6 separate regions of the Homo sapiens genome follow, and regions 1, 2, 3, 5 and 6 are each linked to region 4. The links are chromatin contacts, found by Hi-C in ENCODE. All regions are on one chromosome and are shown on one strand. Each heading gives the region's core, a stretch centred on a gene start or an enhancer-like site at or near the end of the contact. The rest is flanking DNA. Distances are from core to core; before and after follow the strand shown. Region 1 holds the start of SREK1 (splicing regulatory glutamic acid and lysine rich protein 1). Region 2 holds the start of ERBIN (erbb2 interacting protein). Region 3 holds the start of PDE4D-AS1 (PDE4D antisense RNA 1). Region 4 holds the start of KIF2A (kinesin family member 2A). Region 5 overlaps PDE4D (phosphodiesterase 4D). Region 6 holds the start of PLK2 (polo like kinase 2).

Region 1 (3,696 bases), core at 677-3,176, 3.8 Mb after region 4:
CAAAATGATGCATTTTTATGATAAAATATTTTTCCAAAAAATTGGTGAGAAGAGTGGCATTGTTTTACATTTTTCAAACCTTTTTAATGTCTGCTTTAATAGAAGACAGCTGAATTCTCCTATCTATGTATTCTTTATTTTTTTCCAACTTTTATTGTAGGTCCAGGGGTACATGTGAAGGTTTGTTACATAGATAAATTCATGTCATGGGGGTTTGTTGTACAGATTATTTCATCATCCAGGTATTAAGCCCAGTGCTCAATAATTTTTTCTGCTCCTCTCCCTCCTTCCACCCTCCACCCTCAAGTAGACCACAGTGACTGACGTTTCCTTCTTTGTGATCATGAGTTTTCTGTGTATTCGATCTGTTGTGATATGTTTTGGTTGAAATATATGAGGGAAATCTGATCTCATAAAGATAAGGTGTTGGAAAAGGGAAAACTACTTTATAGCCTTTCCAGATAGTTCTAGATATTATTCTTTGATACGGTACCAAACTTACATGTGGTAGTTTCTTAGCCTTCATTGCAGTGTGGACTGAATCTGAAACCACATCAATTAAGCACTGAAATCCATCAATCTATCTTGCACATACCAGAGGCTTTTTGCCTTTGTAATGGCACCCACTGGCCATTTGAAAAATAGGTGTCCACTAAGTTGTAAAGATCACAAAAATGTTGACATATTTCATTATATAGTCAAAAATAAATTGTTAATATAATGCTTCTTTTACTAGAAAAGTCTTTAAGTACTGGCAAGCTGTCAAGCTCAAGCTGGTGGATACAAGTGTAATAAAATTTGTATTTTTAGGTGAAAATTCAAAGAATTACACTAGTGCTTTTTCCGGAGACAACCATTTCACTTGGGCATGTAGCGGCAGTAGTTTCCATTTTTTCACACATATTCTTTAAAAGACGTGTAAGCAAGGATGGATTTGAAAAAAAAATACAATTTTTAGTTATTTGTGAAGGACATTTTTAAAGTGAAACTAGCATACTTTAAAACCTTAAATGTTGTATGATGTGAAGAATACAAAATGCAACTACCAGTACAAGACTGGCGCCACTGCCTTGATTGCTGCTAAGGTGTCAGCAGTTTAATCTTTTACGTTACCAGTGCAAATGGCAACAAAGTGAAAAAGGTCAAGAAACTCTTAATATTATTACGAAAATCGTTTTGACCTTGCCAACTTACTGAAAAGGTCTCGGTACCCTTAGGGATCTGCGGAGGGCATTTTGGGAGCAGCTGCCATGGACTCACTACTGTTGTCTCTCATTAGGTTGCAAGTTCTATGTGAACTGTCTTTAACTGTCTGTTACGTGCCCTTGCCTAATAGTGCCTGGGACATAGCACTCAATAAACATCAACACCTGTGGAACGAGGGAATTAAAAACAGGTTATAAACAACCCCTGCACAGCCTTCATCTTACTGCCTCTTTCCTTAATTCAACCTGAACCTACGCATTTTGTAAAATTTTGTTTTTTTCACAATTAGGACGCCTGCCAACTTTTAAAAATAGTTGGAGTTGGGGTGCTGCCTGTATGTGATAAGGCTGCCCTATAGTTTGGTCAAGTGTTCTTCCGTGTTGTCCAAGAGTCATTCCTTCTTTACAGTCCCGCACCAGTAGGCCAGGCCGCTTGGTTTCCCAATCCGAGACCGGAAGGAACCGGGTAGACATGAGCACAAGACTCTCATCGACTTTTGGGGAAAACAAAAACACCGATAAAAATCCAGGCGGTGAAACGAGCAGCAACAGCCCCAGGGACCCGGGAGCTGGAGGCCGCAGCCGCGCGAGAACCGCCGGGTTGCCGGGGCGACGCTTCCGGCTGGCGCGCGCAGCCCCGGGAGCAGGGGAGTTGTGAAATGGGCGGCTAGATCTGCCCGGCGCTGTGAATTCGCCAGCGGGAGCGCGCTCGCGGCCGCGCGTTCTCCGCTTTCCCGGCTCCGTCGCTGACGCGTCGTAGACGTTGGGGAGCGGGAAGGCAACGGCAGCGGGATCGGGATGAACAGCGGCGGCGGCTTCGGTTTGGGCTTAGGCTTCGGCCTCACCCCCACGTCGGTGATTCAGGTGACGAATCTGTCGTCGGCGGTGACCAGCGAGCAGATGCGGACGCTTTTTTCCTTCCTAGGAGAAATCGAGGAGCTGCGGCTCTACCCCCCGGAGTAAGTGCTGGAGCTCGGCTGGGGGAGGGGCGCGGGCGCCATAGAGACCTCGGGAGCCGAGGCGTGGAGGAGAGCGCGGACGCGGGCGCGCGGTGCATGTCACGTGATCGCGCCGGCTTACCTTGGTGCCCATATTTGATTAGGGCACCCGGGTTCCGCCGTCCTGCTCTCCTTAGTCGGATTTGGGGGGTTAACTACTGCACGGAGCCCTTACCAAGGATTTAGAATGGTTGCCCTTTCTGTGCCTCCGGGACTTGTGTTCGCTGCTGGGTCTTCGAATTCCGTGCCCCCACCCTCTTATTTCCCCCCGAACTTAAGATGGCCGCAGGTGGGCCCGGAACAGCCCTCATGGCAAACGTCTCAGAGCGTTTTTCCACTCTGAAAATCGCGGAGACCGCGCCTGAGCCACAGTCCAGTTTTTAAGGCCTTGGTGTCAGGCCGTTTTGCTGACGAGAAAGCCTGCTGCTGGTGACAAGATGGAACTGGGGCTGTGTTTGTTTCCCAGGACGGTCGCACAAACTTAGCATTTTGGTTTATCTAACCGAGCGCATCCATGTTCCCAAAGATCATGTCTGTTAGCCCTTTTGACAGCAGATTAAATTTTCCTCCTGAAAGGTCACACTGTCCCAAAGCTTTCAGAAAAAGTGTAAGTCGGTGCAGGGTTATCCCTCCCGTATACATTTAAAGTCCAGATCTTGGCTGGCATTCACAGCTCGCGGCCACTTCCCAGATAGTGTATTTTGGAATGGTAAAATTTCCCTCGTACGATATTATTTAGAAAACTCGCAAGGGGTTTGTAGGTTGTTCACATTCTTGCACACAAACTTTTTTTCTTTTTTAATGGTAGATCTTACAGTATTAAGATCCTCCGTTTTTTGTTCATTATATCAAAATCCTTTGAGGGAAGGGGTAATTGTTACCCAAGATTTATTTCTTTAAAAAAATTTTGATTTATTTCCTAGTGATGCATTTAGACCTATTTTTCTTTAGTTTTCTATCTCAGGTTATAACAGTGCTGTTGCATAACTATATAAAAGTTGTGTGGATATTTAAAATTTACTTTTTAAGTTTTTCTTCTCTGCTTTTTGTTTTGGAATATTTCATGCATACAGAAAAGTTGAAAGAGTAATACATTGAACATCCATGTTCCTTTTACGAGCATTTTGTCTGTTTTTGGCTACAGTTGATTATTAAAATTTCCCCAGTTATTTTAATAATGCTTTTTTGTCTGCTTTTGATCTAGTATGTAATTAGATAACACTGTCTCCCTTGAATATGCCAAGTAATCCATGTATTAATAGTTATCTCCTTTAATCTAGGACAGTCCCGTCCCCTTTTAAAGATTCTAAAGTCGTGACATTGATATTTTGTTTTGTAGTTCATTTTGTCTTGTAATATGACTCATAATCTGAGTTTATATAGATGAGATATATAGATGAGGTATATAGAGATATGTGTATATATATATCTTTATATTCGTGACGAGATTCAGGTAATACATTTTTGACGAGAATACTGCATAAGTGCACGCA
Region 2 (3,385 bases), core at 261-2,760, 3.6 Mb after region 4:
CGATCTTGAGGCCATTTCGCGGGCCCTTTTCCCACTCCCAGCGCCAGCTTTGTCTCCCCGCCGGTATGAGGCTGAGACTTGGAGGAGGCTGAGCTGCGCCGCTGGGGAACAAGCTCGAAGGGCGGGCGTGGGAAGCTGCACCGCGCTGCCGCTGTGGTTTCCTGCGACCTGACCGTGCCATTAGAGGAAGTTGGAGTGCTGCAGCTGCAAGAGATACCTGCTGCCTTCAAATCAGGGCTGGACTCCAACAACCCCTGTGCACCGATTACTGTCGTACAAAGAAACTCCATCGGCCGGCGCGGCGGAGGCCTGTGGGCTCTCTATCTCTCTGGCTGGGCGCTGGGCCGCGAGCAGACAGCAGGGTCGGCGTTGCCAGCGTTCCCCACCCTGGGGGGCTCGGGAGTCCGGGAGTGCGGGGTCGGGGAGCGGGCAGGGAGCAGCGGGCAGGCCTCGAGGGGCCTGGGCCAGAGTGGGCCTCACGGCGCGCCTTGCACGCGAACCCACGGCCGCCGGCTGCCCCTCCCCCGGCCCCCGGCCCGCTGCCCCCAGCCGCCGACGTCGGCCCGCACCGCCCCCGCGCGCTGACTGGCCCGCGCAGGCCTCCTGCCCGGCTGTTGGCGGTTGGGGCGAAGCCGGCGGGAGGCCGCCCCGCCCCCGCCCCCGCCGCAGAGTCGCGGCGCGCAGCCTCTTCACCCGTCGCGGCCGGGGCGGTGGCGCTGTTGCCGCCGCGGCCTGTGAGGCAGTAACTCCCCTCCGCCCCTGCCCCATTCCTCCTCCTTTCTCTCCGCTCCCTCCGTCCTCCCTCCCCTCGCCGTCTCTCGCTCGAGTGAATGTGGCGCGGCGGCGCGGGACGCAGTCTCGGCCCCTGCCGCGGCCCCGCAAGCTCGTGAGGAGACGGAGCTGCCTCCTGCTCCCGCCCCCTGCGCGTCTCGGGGAGCCACCGCCGCTGGCGAAGGAGAACAAGCAGGGCAGCGGAGGGACGGTGGCGGGAAAACGGGAGAGGGAGGAGAAGAGGGTTCGAGGGCGAGTAGGGAAAGCGGGGAGGGACGGACGGAAGGACGGACGGCCCGACGGACGGCCCGGGGAGGGGGCCGCTATTGAGCCTGCCCGACTCCTCGGCTCCGGCTCCGGGTGGCGGCGGCAGCGGCGTCGCGGACGAAGGGCGCGGCAAGCGCTATCGAGACAATAACCCTGCCGCCCGGCTCTGGGGGCAACGGAGAGGAAGCGGTGGCGGCCTAGCGCGGCCGAGGCTCGCCGAGCGCCCGGGCAGCGTCCTCGCCCCCGCCGGCCGGGTGCTGCTGCCGTCCGGTGTGCCGGGCGCGCCGGTTGCCCGGAACCCGAGGCTCCCGGCGGCCGTCCCCTCCCCTCCCCCTCTCCGGTGCGCGCGGAGCTGGTTTTCCGGGTTCCCCTGGACGGAGCTGGATCCTGCTTCTCGCCAAGGCAGGAAGTGAGTTTCGCACTGCAATTCCGGGCGGTGTCACGAGTGAAAAGTTTTGTTTTTTTTTTTTTCGGCGGAGATCCTCGTTGGGGCTGGGAAACTCCTGCAAAACTCGAGACCAGGAAGCCAGCCCGCACCCCAACCCCCACCAAAGCCACCTACTCTTCTTCTGTGGGAGGCCAGTCCACATCCGCTCTCACCCGAGAGAGATATTCAGCTGGATCCAAAGTGACTGATGAAGGGAAGGAAATCATGTCAAGCGAAGCCTTGAAAAAGCTGCCCTGAGACGGTGTCCCGCCGAAAGGTAATTTTCACGAAAAGTGTCTCTGAGTCACAAAGTTCATGGGACTTTGTGACTCGGAAAAGAGATGATTCTTTAGTGTTTTTCACTCTTCTCCAAGTTGCCCTAAACCCTCCTTTTCTCATATCGAAGCGGTTAATAATTGAGGGGCTAAATAATCGAACTGCACCCCACCGCGTCCCTTCTCCCCCCTGCCCCCCCCACCATCTGGACTTTGAATTTTTTGGAAGAGGTTGTAAGAATGCGGTGGGACGAAAAGTTTTTAGTAATCCGAAGAACGATTGCCTTTGTTCAGCACAGGGGCCAGAAGTTTTGGCTTTCTGGAACGTATAGAGTGTATATTAAGTTGCTCAGCCAGGCACCTTCTGTTTGGGAAGAAAGTTTGGTCGCTGCAGTGAGTGATTTGCTGTTATTGAGATGGCTGCCGCGTTTGTTTATACTCATACCGATTATATTGGCGCTTGCGTTAATTGTATATAGAGGTATTTATTTTTATTTTTTTATTTCCAACCCTGATCAGTATATTTAGTTAGATTTTAGAAACCAAAAAATCTTGCCATTCTTAGTTGTTTTTCAGGGTGAGTAATATATTTCTTTAGTTGTGTGTAGTGTGTGTTTTTCAGACGTTTAGCGCCGTATAACTTGTTTAATTAATTGAAAGCAAGGATCGACTAGGCTTTTCTTGTAACTGATCCATTACGAAGAAAAAAGGAGTAAGGACTAAGAATAGGGAGAGATAATTAAACAACATTAACAACCTGTAAGACGTTTAATAGGACTTCTGTACAGTTCAGAACAGACGATGGGAGGGGAAGTAAAACGCTTAAAACGATTTTCAAGGGAATCACAGTGATTGTGATAAAAAGCTGTGCTTTTCGAGTAGTATGGTCTTTACATTTTTGTGTTGTCCCAAATGTTTTTGGTCGGTTCTGCATAAATAGTGATAGGTTCTGCCTACATCTGTGGGGGCAGGATTCATGAAGCATGGCAGACATTCCACCAGTCAGAGCTATGAACACTTCTGAACCAATGGGGACTAGTTTTGATAGCAGTAAACCCAAAGTTTTTTTCAGTGGTGTTTTAGTCTTTTTCTGTTTACTTTTTTTCCCGGTATTTTTGCGGTACAGGGAGGTGAAATACAATACTGTACTTTTGAATATATATTGAATAAATTTGGTAATCCTGTTGGTAGGTATATCCTAAATATATATTGATGTTTAGATTGCCTATGCTGTCTCACGTAATGACCGGAAACCCGAGGAGAGAGTTGATTTTCTTTAGTTCAAAGAGAAAAAATAAGTTTTAAAGATCAGGATCAAATTATTTCACAATTTGTTCTTTGCTACTTCAGCTTCATTAAGTACATCTCCAAAGGCAGTCCTTTATTTATTACTGTAGTTTTGATTTTTTTTTTCCTCCCCGGGGCATGGTCTCAGGAGATTCTTTTTTTTTTTCATTGTTGGTAAGATTTGTGAACCATGGAATAATTCTTGTTAAGTCAAACTAGCTTTATCAAAGAATTTAAAGTGCATAACTCATCTACTTTATGATTTTGGAACGTATCATTAGGCTGCAAAAGAGGTTATTCTTGGGCATCTGAAAGAGGTGAACAAAATAAATGGCATTGAACTTCAGTTTCCTTATAT
Region 3 (3,266 bases), core at 482-2,981, 3.3 Mb before region 4:
ATAGCCACTAAAAACATACACAATTCCAATTATCTCCTTGCATAACTAAAGACAAAAAGAACAGGAAATCCAAAAAATACAGCAAAACTGAAAACACTATACCTTGCCTTCCGTGCTATTTTAAGGCTGTCCCAGGCTGAAGGTTACTTCTCAGCCCTCAAAACTCCATTAACTGCCAAGACCAGCACCTTAGCACATATGGCACAGATGCCTAGTTGAAGCCTCCTTGTACTAAATGACCTCAAAAAACTGGGCTTTCTTTCCAAGATTAATGGAAACAAAAGTAATGATCATAAGGAACCTTCTAACTCTGTTAATGTTTCCTGCGGATATGTATGGCCAACTGAATATATAAAGGCTCAGTTCTTGCGGGGTACCCTGACAACTAGATGAATTAGGGTGAAGGTTCCAAGTTCGATGAACTCTTCTGAGTTTGAGTGCCCTAGGTGGTGACATTCAAGTGATTTCACAGACATCCACCAATTCTTATTTTCAACCGGGAATCCCAAGAACACCTTTAAACATGCAATGCCCATGGACCCTACTGGGTTTCTGCTGCAAGGGCTCAGTGTTACTTAGGAACCCTGTGTCTTGGGAGATACTTAAATTTAGCACGTCAAATTGCTTTTGGAAAATGTTTATCTGGCGTGACTAGGGGAGGCAAAGCAAGGAAACAGGAACCTCCCTCTAAGGAGCAGAATAGCCAACATGCAGTAAGCCTAAAAAACCTCTCAATTTATTTCCCGGGGCTATGGGTACCAGTGGCTCGCCGGCATGGGAATCAGCAGCCTGGGGGCACCAGTGACAGCAGAACCGGGGCTTACCTTGTTGGAGGCCATCTCACTGACGGAGTGCCTGGTCTGTAGGGTCTCTAGCTGGTCCAGACACCAGTCCAGCTCCTCCAGGGTCTCGCTGGCCAGTTTCTGGTAGGCCTCCTCTGCGAAGAGACAGGGAAAGGGGGACTCAGTTCTCAAGCGCTTCACGGGTCCGCTAGCGAGTTCAAAGGGGGCCATCCTGCCATACCCCGCCATGCTCGGATGCCCGGTGCCGGCACATGAGGGCTGCTCCTTCATATTGCCCAGCCCGGCAGTGCAACGGGGGCGGAGGCTGTGCTCGCGGGGCGGCCGGCCTCGGGGAGGCACGGTCTCTCCAGCTTGGCGTCTCGGGTCGGCCTCCAGGGAGGGCGTGCAAAGAGCGGCGAGCCAACTTTCACACAGCGACGCGAGCGGAAAAACCACTATGCGACTTTTCAACTGTGCGGCGGGCCCGAGTCCCAGTCCAGGAGCCCGGCTCTAGCGGATGGCGAGGGGGTGGCGAGCGCGCTTGGGTGCCCGCCCCGCAGAGGAGCGTCTGGTCCACAGCCGGATCTCCTCGGTCCCCAACCCGGAGCCGCGGCCCCACGCCCGCCCCGCCTGCCGAGCCTTCTGCACGGCACTTGAAGTGAATGAATCAGCCGCGGCCGGGTGCGCGGCCACCACGTTTCCTGTTTTCTTTCTCAACTCCTCGGGCGGCAGGCGCAGCGCGGCTCCAACGCCGCAGCTTTCCGGGAACACTCCCCCTCACGCCCCTCTCGGCCCTCGGCGCTGCCTGGCTCCTCCTCAACCCCCTTACGAAAAGATTCCGAATTGCAAAAGCCTGTCCCTGTCCGTGCCACCCGCCGCGTCCTTCCCCTCGAGCTCTGCCCCGGGGGCCCCGCCACCTCGCAGTGCCATCCCCCCGGCGCAGCCGGGCGCCACTCGCTTTGAAGTGCAGACGAGGAGGCGCGGGCGCGAGCGTGTGTGTCTGTGGGGCTGCTGTGGGACTGTCTGTGCTAGGAGAGCGGCGGAAAACCCGGCGTGGAGCGCCTGCAGTCCGCCGTCCGGGGTCGCGCCCGCCGCGGGGCTCAGGAGGGACCGGCACGCAGGCGCGCACGGCCGCGCACCTGTCTCGCTAGAACCCCGCGCGCCCCGCCGAGCCACTGCCCTCCAGGTTGCCCAGACCGCTGGAGCCTCTGCGACTCCACGACCGGCTGCTTCCTGCGAAGTTTCACAAACAAGGTTATTTAGGACCCTCAAGGTTTCTGAGGGTTTAAGTTTTAGGGTTTCTGGGGGTTCGTTTCTAAAGGCTTAGGATTCACCTACTTCAAGGAGGCAGGGTTGTGGGAATTAAGACCGCATTCTTTTTCTACCCAGCCCAGTCCCTACTAAGTACCAGACTTCTAAATGTTGGGGCGGACAGAAACAAGCAAACAAAATATACAATGTTGTGGGGTCGGAACGCTTTATAATTCACAAATTTGACAATAGGCTGCATTTTCATATGCCGAATTGCCTAAGAGTTCTCTTAAAGGAACAGCAATGTGAAAGAACCACATGGTAAGGAGAATTTACGCATGTCCTGCATACTACTCCTTTCCCCTGTGAATTGCATAAGACCTAGATGATCTTGGGCCAAGGAAGAAAATCTGGAAGGGTGTTTCTACCCACCATGTGCAGAGTACACTACAATTTTGAGAAAACGGAAAGACCATATTCAAAGGCATACAGAAAAGCCTGTTCTGTTTACAAAGGCTGACCCAGGGCACCAGGGACACTGTCCCTAAGCAGATCAGTTGTGGGAGAACTTTTCTACATTAGCATGCAATAAGCAAACCATTCATAGTGAGGAGAAGTCAAACTCCCAAGGGTCCATTTGATAAAACTTTGTCATTGTCGAGTGGAAAGAAGATACTGAGAAACTTACACTAAGTGGTGGGATCCCTTGTCTTTGTCTTTGAATCTACAGGTATTGGAGAAGAAATTCTGCCCTTGAAATTTAGACTCCATAAATTAACATGGCACAACAAATAAAGTTCATGGACTGAATTTAGGCTCCTGGGATTTTTGAGATAGCTTTTTATGTGAACTTTGTAAAAGTTAGAGTAACTTTTAAAGTAGTTGTTACATGTGCCACGTGGCTTATTGTTATCAAGAATACTTGAACTATTTACTGTTCACTTTGAGTACTCTAGGTTAAAATTTGCCTCTTTTTTGTTCTACTTCCTCCACCCCGCAGTCTATGTAAATATATACTTTAGATGGACAAACAACTGCCTAAACCTTGCCAGGTGAATTAAAGTTTCAGATTGAAGCTTTTTTTTCCCCCTTAACAAGCTTAAAGATATTAATAATTTTAAATGGTAAATATAAAATACCTGCTCTGTATAGCTTCCCCAATTCTAAGAATGTAAAAAATATTACATGCTTGTTATAAAAATTGAAGCATTACACACAAATATAGGAAGTCCA
Region 4 (3,611 bases), core at 78-2,577:
TACAGGGAGATTATCAATGACTAGGGAAGGCCGGGCGCAGTGGCTCATGCCTGTAATCTCAGCACTCTGGGTGGTGGAGGCGGGTGGATTACCTGAGGTCAGGAGTTTGAGACCAGCCTGGCCAACATGGTGAAACCCCGTCTCTACTAAAAATACAAAAATTAGCCAGGCGTGGTGGCGCGGGCCTGTAATCCCACCTACTCGGAAGGCTGAGGCGTGAGAATCGCTTGAACACAGGAGGCAGAGATTGCAGTGAGCGGAGATCGCGCCACTGCACTCCAGCCTGAGCGACAGAGCAAGACTCCCCCTCAAAAACAAACAAAACAAAACAACAACAACAAAAAACAATGACTAGGGAAAGTAGGCCATGAAAAGTGTTGTTTCCAACCTATCAATTGCCAGTACTACAAGCAGGAGTTAGACGTTTGGAGGTTTTCACACGGTGCTATAAATACAGTTTCCAGGGCCCCGGTACACGTGGCCTTCCTGCTCTGCCAGGATGGAGAGTCTTGCTTTCCACATTGCTGATGTGGTCAGACTAATTAAATTATTGCAAAAAGACACATTCCCTAGTCAACCTTATGTGTCTGCCTTCTTCCCTTGAGTCACAGTTGTTGGCTTTACAGGCCAAGGCAAGTAAGTCTTGAACCCTCAGCAGAAACAGGGCACCAGCATCGGATGCCTCATAACCTGAACAGTTAAGGACGCCCCACCACAGAGCTTCTTTCTGAGTGTGATAAACTATAAGGCAAGACTGTAAAGGGGTGGATCTTCATTTCGATTTAGGGTAGGTGACACCTCAAGGGTGTTTCTTCCCTTCCAGCGTAACTGGATGGGAAACCTACACCAAGTGTGCTTGGGAGGGCTGCTTGGGTCAGCTACCTGTAAGTGGAAATAGGGGGTGCCACCTTCCGATGAAAACCCGGATCCCGTACTGTCAACGGAGGGCCCTTGAATTCACATCCCTCAGCCCGCTAGAAAGCCCCTGAAACCACGTGGCCTTTAACCCATTCCGGCAACAGCGCCAATTCCCGGAAGCGAGAGGGCAAGAAAGCTCGGCGCGACGCTTCCCGCGTCTTCTAGGCCGCGCGCTGAAATCAAACGCGACGCCGGCTAGCTGTGGGCCGGGCCGAGCGCTCAACGCTCCAGCGGCTGGGTAAGCCGCGGCCGCCGCCCACCCCGCTGCAGAGCTGGGCGGGGCCGCCTGGAGGCAGCGGGGAGAGGCCAGCCGAAAAGGAAGAAGAGACGCCGGAGGCGCGCTCTGCGCAGGCGCGCGGCGCCCCGCCTCCCCAGCGTCGGCTCCCCGGCGGGCGGTGCGGGCCCTCCCACTCTACCCCGCGCCGTCTCACGGCCCCGGCCCTAGCTTCACCCCGACTACCCGGCGTGCGCGTCCTCCTGCCGGCCTGCAGGCCCGGGGCCTCCGCCTGCTTCCCCACAGCTGCTCCTTGCGGCCCCGCTTGCGTTCACGCTGTCGCCCGGGCCGGCGCGGCCGCGGGCAACCGCTCCCCCTCCCACACCTACCCCGCCCCCTCCCCGCCTTTTCCGCCCTCCGGTCCCCCTCCCTCGGCCCGCTGCTGCTGCTCCAGATGAGGTGATGGCAACGGCCAACTTCGGCAAGATCCAGATCGGGATTTACGTGGAGATCAAGCGCAGCGATGGTGAGCCGCGCTGCCAGCCCCGCTGGCCCGCTCGGCCCCGTGTTCGGGTGTGCACGGAGGGGACGCGGGCGCCGGCCGCCTCATTGATTGCTTCGCCGGGCTGTGGGGGTGGGAAGGCGGCGGCCGCGGCGCTTTTGTGTGTGGCGTGTGTGCCAGTGAGGCCGGCTTGGGGTCCGCCCGGGCGCTGCTGCAGTTCTCCGGATCGGGCCGCGGGGGAGGGAAGCCGGGTGGGGAAAGGGCCCGGGTGTCGAGGGTCGCGTCTCCGGGGGTCTCTGGGCGAGGGCCGCTCGCTCCTCCTCCCGCAATCTCCAGCCCCCCCCCGGGGACACCAGCCCGGGAGGGAGCGGGCTTCGTTAGGGATGACCCTGCCTCGCGCTTCCCCTTGGTCTTTGCATTTTACCGGCTTGGCCTCTGACGGGGATGGGGATGGGGGTGGGGGAGCGGGAAGACCAGCGATTTCACATTTAGAGAACCGACTGCTGGTCGGAGGCCGAGATGGGGGGAAAGAGCCAGTTCCGTCGCCTTAAACTGCCGTCTGGTTGTCAGGCCTCCCCGGTTTCGTCGTCGACCATGCTGCTTTCTTTTTTGCCACTTCTTGGGAGAAAAATGTGGAGAATATCGCGCTGAGCCATGAATAAGGGTGGGGGAGCAATGGGAAGAAATATTCGATGGGCTTCTCCAAGGTGATGAGACTGTAAAGGGAATGATAGGGGATGGGCAGAGTCAATGCGAGGCACTGCTGAGAGAGTGGGGGTGGGCGACCGGATGTTGATATTTTCACACCCTCGGGAGAGGTAACTGAGAAAAGTGTAAGGCGAGGTGAAGACACATGCTTCATTTTTTTTTTTAAGAGCCTTAGGCTTATGTATCTTTCTCTAGGTTTCTCTTGGGGAAAATGGTTTATGACACTAGCTTGGGGTGTGGAGTGAGATACGCCAGCCAGACTGGAAATAATTCATATTGTAAAGGAATAAATGCACGGAGGGAGATAAGTAAAATTATTTTCTTTCGGTACCAATATTGAAAGAACGAGAGATGTGTGATAATCTCGAGTTGAGCAGTGTTCCTGACTCCATCTCTCATACCGATTCCTTTTTTTTTTTTTTTGAGACGGATTTTCACCCAGGCTGGAGTGCAGTGGTGCGATCTCGGCCCACTGCAACCTCCGCCTCCCGTGTTGAAGCTATTCTTGTGCCTCAGCCTCCTGAGTAGCTGGGATTACAGGCGTTGTCACCACACCCAGCTAATTTTTTGTATTTTTAGTAGAGACGGGGTTTCACCATGTTGACAAGGCTGGTCTCGAACTCCTGACCTCAAGTGATCCACCTGCCTCGGCCTCCCAATGTGCTGGGATTACAGGCGTGAGCCATCGCGCCTGGCCTCGATTCCTTTTATGAGTGCCTTATTTATTAACCTTTAGCCTAGCCTAGTCAGTAGTAACTTGGCTGTCACGTCCACGTGCCCCTTGGATTCTGCCAGGTTTGACCAAGTTACGTGAAGCTAGATTGATTTTCATGTTGTGTGTATGATATATTGGAAGACCCTATATAGCTAATGATTTTTTCCTCCGTTATATTTGAAGTAATTTGTGGTAACAACTGAAACCATCGTTATCCTGTATATGAAAAGATAAATTATACCGCTTAGAGCTTTAGAAATTACCAATAACACTAATGGGAAAGAGATACCTTCTTTACTTGGGTTGAGGTTTCTTTTATATTTTCTCTTCAGATTACTTTCTTGAAAGAGTGCTGTTAATGTCATTTTTTTAGGTAAATACGAGTTCACAGTATACCAGCAAAAGTAGGATTTACATATTATTTTGAAGATTCTGGGTGCACAGCAACACCTGTCCCTGGTATACACCCAAGGGAGAGGAAATCACCACCTTGTGAAGATATCTGCACTCTCGCGTTCATTGCAGCATTATTCACAGTAGCCAAGATAGGGAAG
Region 5 (3,680 bases), core at 433-2,932, 3.2 Mb before region 4:
AAACACATCCAGACTCTTGGGGCTTTCTGGGCTTCCGCTAGGGTGCCTGGTGCAAAGGGGGCCTAAATCAATCAATTAAGGCCTGGGAAGATTCCAGGCAAGAGGAAGGGATATCTTGGGGGACAAAAGGAATGTGTAGGTGGGAAGAAGGGAGAAAGTCTTTCTTCGTTTTTCACTGCAGGAAATGATCTGGACAGAGAGCAATTCGAATCATAGACAGGGAGGGTTGGGCAGGATGCGATGGGGGAGCGAATGACAGACACAAGTGACAGGAACAACTTAGGGAGACAGGTCAGAAAACATCTAATCTAGGCACATAGCAGAAATAGTGAAGGGAATTGAAACAGTTGTTCTGTATTTTGTTCACAGTGTTAAAGTCAAAGTCAGTGCTTTTTAACCTCATGGGATGGAGCGGGGGAGGGGGCACAAGGAGCCTTGTGTGAAGGCTCTGGCTCTGCTTATTGATCCCCCAAATACAATAATACATCCTCACAATCATAAATTTGAGAGCAAGGGGCTCTGATCCTGTGATATACAATCTAGGCCCTTATTGGATCCTGGAACTGATTTTCAGAATCCTTTATTCTTTTAAGTACAATTGTAAAAAAAAAAAAAGAGAGAGAGAGAGAGAGAGAGAAAGCAAGGAAGAAAGGAAAAAAGGAAGGGAAGAAGGAAGGAAGGAAAAAAGGAAGAAAGGAAAGAAGGGTTCCATTTATAAACCTCAGACAAAACAAAAATGAAAGCAAAAGAGAACAAAAAATAGCCAATACGACCCAAGTTACAAATTTACTTGTATCCTTTCAGAGGATAACCCAAATTCCTGCAAGACAATTAGCCATCTTTCTTTCGATTATTACAGTAAGCAAGACGGGTTAAGAGTATATAGTAAATGTGCTTTGCTAAACTCCTTCTCCCTTTATTGACTCTATCACAAGAAGCACACTTAATATAATTTTTACAATTTTTTAAAGAACAAATAGGAAAGAGGAGAAGGTTGTACTTTAGCTACCTTTGTGTATTTGAAAGGAATGCTGTTCAGGGCTTCTTCCTTTTCAAAAAGAAACAGGTCTTTGAAAACGAAGAATCATTACTGTGCATATCTCTCGAGGGCTGCTCCTCTAGTATCAGTCCATTTGAAATAGGAGTTTCACATAATTCAATTTATTAAACCCACATTTCCTGCCAGATTTTGCTTTATGTGCCTATGTCCTTTTGTTTCCCGGCTAACATTTCCACATCTCGGAAATCATTCTTTCTAGTATAACTGAAGAATATGGATATTAAAATCAGATCAGCAAAAGATTTTTATGGACTTGGAAAGCTGCCCATTAATGCCGTAAAATAAAGCGTGTTATACAGCTGATATCATCAGTTCTACTCTATGTTGTTTTCATATTCCTGGCGGTGGGTGGAGAGTTAGAGTGGAACAATTAGGAGTGGGAAAGAGAATGAAAGGATTCGATCAATTGTGGAATTTCAAAGCGGAGACAATTTACACTAAAGAATTCAAAGACTTCGTAACCTCCAAGACATTTTCCAGTCCAGGTAACCGTTGAATTATAGCTGGAGGTGATGTTCTTGGAGCTGCCTGTGAAAGCTGAAATCACAACATGCCTGCAGTGTTCCCTTCCTAAACCAACTTTGCCATTTTCTCAGGCAGACACACAAACATGCAAGCGTCCACAGTAATGTGCGTGTGTGAGGGATGGGGGAAGAGTGATTGTTGCTTTGTAGTAGCTCCTTTGAAGTGTTTAATTCCTCCCTTGTAATCTCTTCATCAACACACATTTAAAGCATATCAGTTTTACCTCAGCAATTTGATTCTCAGAGGCTTATGTGGCTCAGGGCCTCTGTCCAGCACCTGGGTGGCACAGTTTGTTTTATGTGCATGCAGAAGTGTTAACAGAATTAATTTTTTTCCTTCTTTCTCTCTTTCTTCTTCCCCCACCTCCCCCAATTTAGGTTAATGAGCCCAGGCAGCAGTGTGTGTGAGTGAGCGGGCGTGTGCACAGGAGGGCCGTGAGCCTGCCTTTTTAAAATACAGGAAACGCATAGAAGAAAGAAGAGTTCAGCTGGAGCCACGACTTCCCTCTTTGCTTCTTTCCCTCCCCACCCCCCCACCCCCCACCTCACCCCCCACACTCCAGCACCGGCTTTTAATTTTCAAAAGCACTGCAATTGCTTGGTGTGGTTTCAAGAGCTGGGGTGCCATTCTCCCTGATGATGACTCTGCTGACGTCAATGGCATTCTTATCATGCCTAGTGCGACATCAGAAACCAGTCCTCAGAGGCTCCTCTTATTCACAGTGCCTGGGCTCTCAGCAAAATGTGGACCGGATTCTGAAACGCAAAGGACTCCCCGTTCCTAATCAGCGCTGCAATCCACCAGACAGTCTCCTTCTGCCGGCAGCTTGCCAGTTAAGACTTTGTTCCTTAGCGTTCTGTCCTGCAAGGACCCCCTGAAGGAGAAGAGAGGGCTAAGTGGATCACAGCGTGTCCTCCGTGTCTGAGCTTTCAGAGCCGTGTGTGTGTGTGTGTGTGTGTGTGTGTGTGTGTGTGTCCCTCAACCAAGGTTAGAGACTAGTCAATGCTGCTTCTGATTATTCTTCAGGTTTTACTAAAAGGCTTCAGTCTTTGATATAAGGCTATTCCCCCGACACAGTGGCTAAGACCCTCTTGTGTAAGTGCTCCTAGCTCACTCTCTGGATCAGAACCAGCGCCCAGGTCCCCACGTGAAGCCCATATTCACCCCAGATGGCAGCATGCACCTCCTCTCCTTTTTTTAATAAAGAAAAAGAAATAGGAGGTTGGGAGGAGAAGGAAAATAATCATAGCTGAATAATAATAGCAGAATAGGAAAATAGTATCACTAAGAATTAAATATTTCACTCTAAATACTCATGACTTGTTAAGAGGTCTGCTCTCAAAAGCTGAATTCACAAGGGAGTTAATACATACTAAACCCAGTATGCATTCCTACCTAGCAGTTTGGGGGCAATTATTATGGGGATGATGAACTTTCTCCATTTACAGTGGAGTGTATTATGGTCCAAATCTACCCTAAAGCATTTGGGAAATGTCTACAGTTCAAATTAAGATGTTTAGAGTCAAGGTCATTTCGCTTGATGATGGAATGATACATGTCTAGTTAGATTTCATCTGACCAATCTTTGACACAAACACATCAGAATTGTCTTGGTATCCACCAACCAAATAATGTTTGTTTCTCTTGAAGATTGCTGAGTGACCCATAGTAAGCTTATTAGGAGATTAGGAGCAACTGTTCCAGAGAGAAGCTGTTTAACAACATATGAAATGTGCAACATAATTCCATCTAGAACTATTTAGAATCATAACATGGAAGAACAGCAGCTTACACCTGGTTCAACCCTTCTACCTTTAAGTGAGGAAACTGATGCCCAAAGGCTGCGTCATGCTTTACTCAAGGTCATCCACCTATTAAGAGGCAGGACTGACAAACTAAAGCTGTCTCTCTCTAAATGGTATGCTTTTCCTACTACAACACATAGCTCCTGATTATTCAAAACCTAATGACCAAACCTCAAACCCACTTGCCAAGGGAGTTTCCATTTTTCTTTTAAATCTGAGCAATATTTCTTAATTTTTTGATTAAAGTGATATTTCAGGAATGTTTAGATGAATTATAATGAGTTTCTCCT
Region 6 (3,661 bases), core at 1-2,500, 3.8 Mb before region 4:
GTCAATCTAAATGAAAAAGCAAGGTAAGGCTTATTAGCTTCCAGTCACCTCGGAAAAGCCAGTGATTACACATGCAGAAGACATTTTCCTAACAGGGAAGGGCCATCCTTGCACACAAAGAAAATACTTTACTCAAGAGTCATACGCACCTTTTCCCTTTGATGAGGTTTAGCTACTCTGCTGTGAGGAATAATTTTTGCGGCGTAGACTTTGTTATTTGTCAAATCTGTCATCTCGTAACATTTTGCAAAGCCACCCTGAAAGGAAACAAAGCCGAGACGGAATTGAGGATGGCACAAAAATGGACGGCAGATATTTTAAATAAATAAATAAATGGGAAGAAAGAAAAGCAAAAAAAAAAAAATTGAGGAATGGAGGAGGGTGGACAGAGGGAGGCATTCGACTTCGTTAAAGCTCCCTCATGAAGAGAAATGCATTGCTGGAAACAGCAAGTTCAAACAGTTTCTCTTCTTCTTTTATAAAGGGGAGCTTTATGGAGGGAGTTGGAACGGGGAGACATGAAAAATAATCTCTGATGAGACTTGTCAGGAAAATTCCCTGGGAGCAGATAGAGGGAGAGAGGTCTGATGTAGAAAGCCCTCGCTTCCAGACTCAAGATGCATTTCTCTGGGCTGCGGGAGACACACAGTTCTGAGGCTAAGAATGCAAAGCCGATCCCCAGCGCTGCCGGCGCACAAAAGCCAGAGGGCAGGTGAGGAGCCCACCTCGCGCTGGGATCGGACCCCCGAAAAACCCGGAAGCGGCGGGCGAGGGACCCCGCGGGCTTGCCCGGCTTGGGGTCGCCCGGACAGACCTCCCGCCCGCCCGGCAGCCCGGCGCCCTCCGCTTGTCACCTTTCCCAGCACTTTGCCCCGGCAGTAGCGCTTCCCAGTCGTGGGGTCGACGATAATCCGCGAGATCTCCGGCCCCGAGTGCGAATGGTGGTGATGGTGGTGAGGGGCCGCCGGGGGCACTTGCGCCTGGGACTGAGGTGGCTGCGATTCCTCGGGGGGCTGCGGCGGCCGCTTCTTCTTCGAGTCCGCTCCGCAACCCTTGCCCAGCGCCTGCTCGCACATTTTGGTGCTGGCGGCTGGCTGGTAGGTGATAGTCCGCAAAAGCTCCATGGTCGCCTTGCCGCCCCGCACTGCCCGCTGCCACCCCCTAGGCGCGGTCACACGTCCGAGCCGGCCGTGGTCCTCGCACCCTTGCCTCTGGTGCCGACTAGCACCCAACACCCCGGTCCACTTGTGCGAGTGAGAGCGCTCGGCGAAGTCTTATATACGGGGAGGCGGGAAGGGGGCGGAGACTCGATACGCGACATCACGTCACGGCCTATGCCCCGCCCCACGGCCGGCCGAGCGCGCGTGGCCGGGAAGCAAGTCTTGTCCCGCCACCCGGGTCTCGCTTCCCAGCGGAGCCGCGCGCCTCAAACGCCGGCCGCCGAGATCTCTTGCGGCCGCGGGAAGGCCTTCAGAGCCGTCCGTGGGCCCCGCTGTCCCGTTCTTCGAAGGCTCCGAGCCTCAGCGTACAAAACAGAATCGCGAGGGCCGACGCCTGGCCTCACCCCCGCCCCAGCCGCCTGGTGGCAGGGCAGTGCCGTGACCCGAGCGAGTCGGGCGCGGGTGTAGACGCAGTCCCTCCCCCGCACAGCCCTTCCCGGCCGCCCGGGGCCTCCTGTGTCAAGGTATCAGGGTGCCCGGAGCCCGCCGCACGGGCAGGCGAGGCCTCCTCCGGCCGTATGACAGGGCTCGTCTGCAGCTGCCCCGCAGTGCCTGCCCGCGCTGTGACGAGCTCGCTGGTGTCTAGCTGGGGCAGTGCCGAGAGGCCGTGGGGGTGAAAGGCCGGGATTCGTGGAGCCGGGCATTCGAGCCCATCGCGCTAGGGCAGACACGGGCCCGCAGCCGGGATCCCGGGCCGATCGGCCAACCGTGCCAGGATCCCACTCGAGGCCCGTCTGGCCCCCGCCCATGCCCCTAGAGCGAGCCTCTGTCTGAGGTCGGCCCCTGAACCTTGCAGAGCGAGGTCGGCGTCCTGGCAAGGCGTCCTCCGCCCGTAGCCCGAAGATTGGAAAGCAAGGGCGCCATCTTGTGGAATGTTCCGGAATGCCGTTAGGTGTCGAAGTGGGCAGCGGTTGACAACCGTGGGCCTTTGACAGTTACTAGTACTAAACATCGATGCCGATTGTGAGTTTCCAATCAGAGTCATCTATGACTTCTTCCGAATGCATCTGTTGAGATGGCTCATGAGCTGCCCTGGTTCCTGGAGAGTCAATCTGAGACTTTCTGGGGTAGGGAGATTGGTAGGATGAAGAGAGGAGCGTAGGCCAGTGAGTGCAAACACAGCTTAGTTTCCCATTTCCAGATTTTGCTGTGCAGTTTGACTAATCTAGGAACACGTTTTTTTGTTTGTTTTTCTTGTTCTAATTACGATAGAGTAACATTTATTGAGGACTGTGCAGTATTTTTAAATGCCTTATTTCATCCTACAACAATTCTGAGAGAAATATTGTAAGGAAGGAAAAATAATTTTCCACCTTTCAAAGTTTTGGCCTGGGTCGCTGTAACCAGACAGATTAACAAGAAAACAAAGAAGCTTATTAACATATACGTCTCATATATACATGGGAGATAACCAGGAAAATTAGAGATGGTTTAAAATCGGGCTTAAATACTATCTTTAGCTAAACCAAAAGAAAAGAGTGGGGCAGGCAAGTTAAGGAATCATGACCAGGAAATGTACGGTAAACAGGAGTGGGGTTTCTTATTTCTTCATTGATAAGTTTTTCATGATTTAGAGTCATTCTTCCTGGTACAGAGGAGACACTTTTACAAATGGAGTTTTGTGGGGTTTTTTTGTTTTTTGTTTTTGTTGTTTTTTTTTTTAGTGAATGTACGTTTCCCTTACGAAAGGGTAATATGCCATTTTTAGAGCATTTCCTGGGTCTGCTGGTTCTCAAAATAATTATCTTAAAATAATCTTTATCCCAGGGCCATATTTGGGGTGGCATATTCTCATCTCCTACATTATTATTCCCATTTTATAGATGAGGCTTGGAGAACTTAGGTAATTATTGTATATTTTTACTAGATCATCGAGGTTAGGTTAATTAGCAGCACACTTGAATCTTTTTACCTATGTTAACAGGATATGGTAAATAGTTTTTTGAAGCTAAATTCCAGAGAAATTTAGAATACCAGATTATTGAATCCCTGGAAGGTACATACAAAAAGTTGCTGCAGTCCACTGTCAAATTTAGGTATGTGTGGTATCAACATTAATCGAACATTTACAAAAATACTGTGTCTCAAATACTTCCAGCATAATGTGGAAAAGAGGCTTATTGCCATTAGAGAGGAGAAAGGGAAAGGCTTTGCCATTAGCGAGGAGAAAGGGAAAGTCTTTGCTGTCACTTCCGTTTTTGATTCTTTAAAGAGTGCAGGGCAAGTCCAGGCATGTTTCTCATAAGTGACAATAGACTTTAACCCCAAGATTGTCAGGGATGGAATAAGGGGTGGGGCTTAGGGGTGGAAATTCAGAATTACGTAATTATCCTCTTTATTCATAAGCCCAGGGGTGACCTTTGCTTCCCAGATTTGTGCAAACCTACTCTCTAAGATGTAGAAGGCTTGCAGGTTTAGAAAATATTACTAGAATTTATCAA

What was found. A loop is a pair of places that touch in the nucleus more often than their neighbours do. Pooled maps may share reads with other maps.
Region 1: a map of B cell shows a loop between it and region 4 (18-fold over the local background). The contact joins the promoter of SREK1 here to the promoter of KIF2A in region 4. A Hi-C loop is called at or near these places in 1 of 168 maps with a recorded cell type or tissue (B cell), 1 of 37 single-sample maps with no recorded cell type and 10 of 50 pooled maps.
Region 2: a loop to region 4 is called in a map of CD8-positive, alpha-beta T cell, with 11 times the contacts of the local background. The contact joins the promoter of ERBIN here to the promoter of KIF2A in region 4. A Hi-C loop is called at or near these places in 3 of 168 maps with a recorded cell type or tissue (CD8-positive, alpha-beta T cell and ascending aorta) and 13 of 50 pooled maps.
Region 3: a loop to region 4 is called in a pooled map, with 7 times the contacts of the local background. The contact joins the promoter of PDE4D-AS1 here to the promoter of KIF2A in region 4. A Hi-C loop is called at or near these places in 5 of 50 pooled maps.
Region 5: a pooled map shows a loop between it and region 4 (3-fold over the local background). The contact joins the enhancer-like site here to the promoter of KIF2A in region 4. A Hi-C loop is called at or near these places in 6 of 50 pooled maps.
Region 6: a map of B cell shows a loop between it and region 4 (17-fold over the local background). The contact joins the promoter of PLK2 here to the promoter of KIF2A in region 4. A Hi-C loop is called at or near these places in 2 of 168 maps with a recorded cell type or tissue (B cell and CD4-positive, alpha-beta T cell) and 4 of 50 pooled maps.

Annotation. Positions count from the first base shown.
Region 1 is chr5:66,142,374-66,146,069 of GRCh38, forward strand. SREK1 (splicing regulatory glutamic acid and lysine rich protein 1) reads left to right here and starts at 1,927. Exons shown (of 12, transcript NM_001077199.3): 1 at 1,927-2,164. The coding sequence starts at 2,004. RefSeq lists a silencer at 1,708-1,777 and enhancers at 1,958-2,237, 2,498-2,557, 2,618-2,667.
Region 2 is chr5:65,925,065-65,928,449 of GRCh38, forward strand. It overlaps ERBIN (erbb2 interacting protein), which reads left to right and starts at 1,511. Exons shown (of 26, transcript NM_001253697.2): 1 at 1,511-1,742. RefSeq lists enhancers at 1-235, 860-1,484, 1,445-1,664 and a silencer at 275-1,364.
Region 3 is chr5:59,038,035-59,041,300 of GRCh38, forward strand. PDE4D-AS1 (PDE4D antisense RNA 1) reads left to right here and starts at 1,732. Exons shown (of 2, transcript NR_198970.1): 1 at 1,732-2,036. PDE4D (phosphodiesterase 4D) reads right to left here. Exons shown (of 15, transcript NM_001104631.2): 6 at 825-937. RefSeq lists a silencer at 1,101-1,170.
Region 4 is chr5:62,304,879-62,308,489 of GRCh38, forward strand. It overlaps KIF2A (kinesin family member 2A), which reads left to right and starts at 1,328. Exons shown (of 21, transcript NM_001098511.3): 1 at 1,328-1,658. The coding sequence starts at 1,595. RefSeq lists a silencer at 1,032-2,061.
Region 5 is chr5:59,125,494-59,129,173 of GRCh38, forward strand. All of the region lies in intron 5 of PDE4D (phosphodiesterase 4D), which reads right to left. Among named protein-coding and RNA genes, the nearest start is that of PDE4D-AS1, 88 kb to the left of the region's middle. RefSeq lists enhancers at 1,282-2,192, 2,193-3,102. Within about 2 kb of position 1,683, at least 20 of the 41 ENCODE cell types and tissues checked have a DNase peak (open chromatin) inside an H3K27ac peak, as active enhancers do.
Region 6 is chr5:58,458,836-58,462,496 of GRCh38, forward strand. PLK2 (polo like kinase 2) reads right to left here and starts at 1,251. Exons shown (of 14, transcript NM_006622.4): 1 at 855-1,251; 2 at 150-257; 3 at 1-6. The coding sequence starts at 1,124. RefSeq lists a silencer at 1,569-1,748.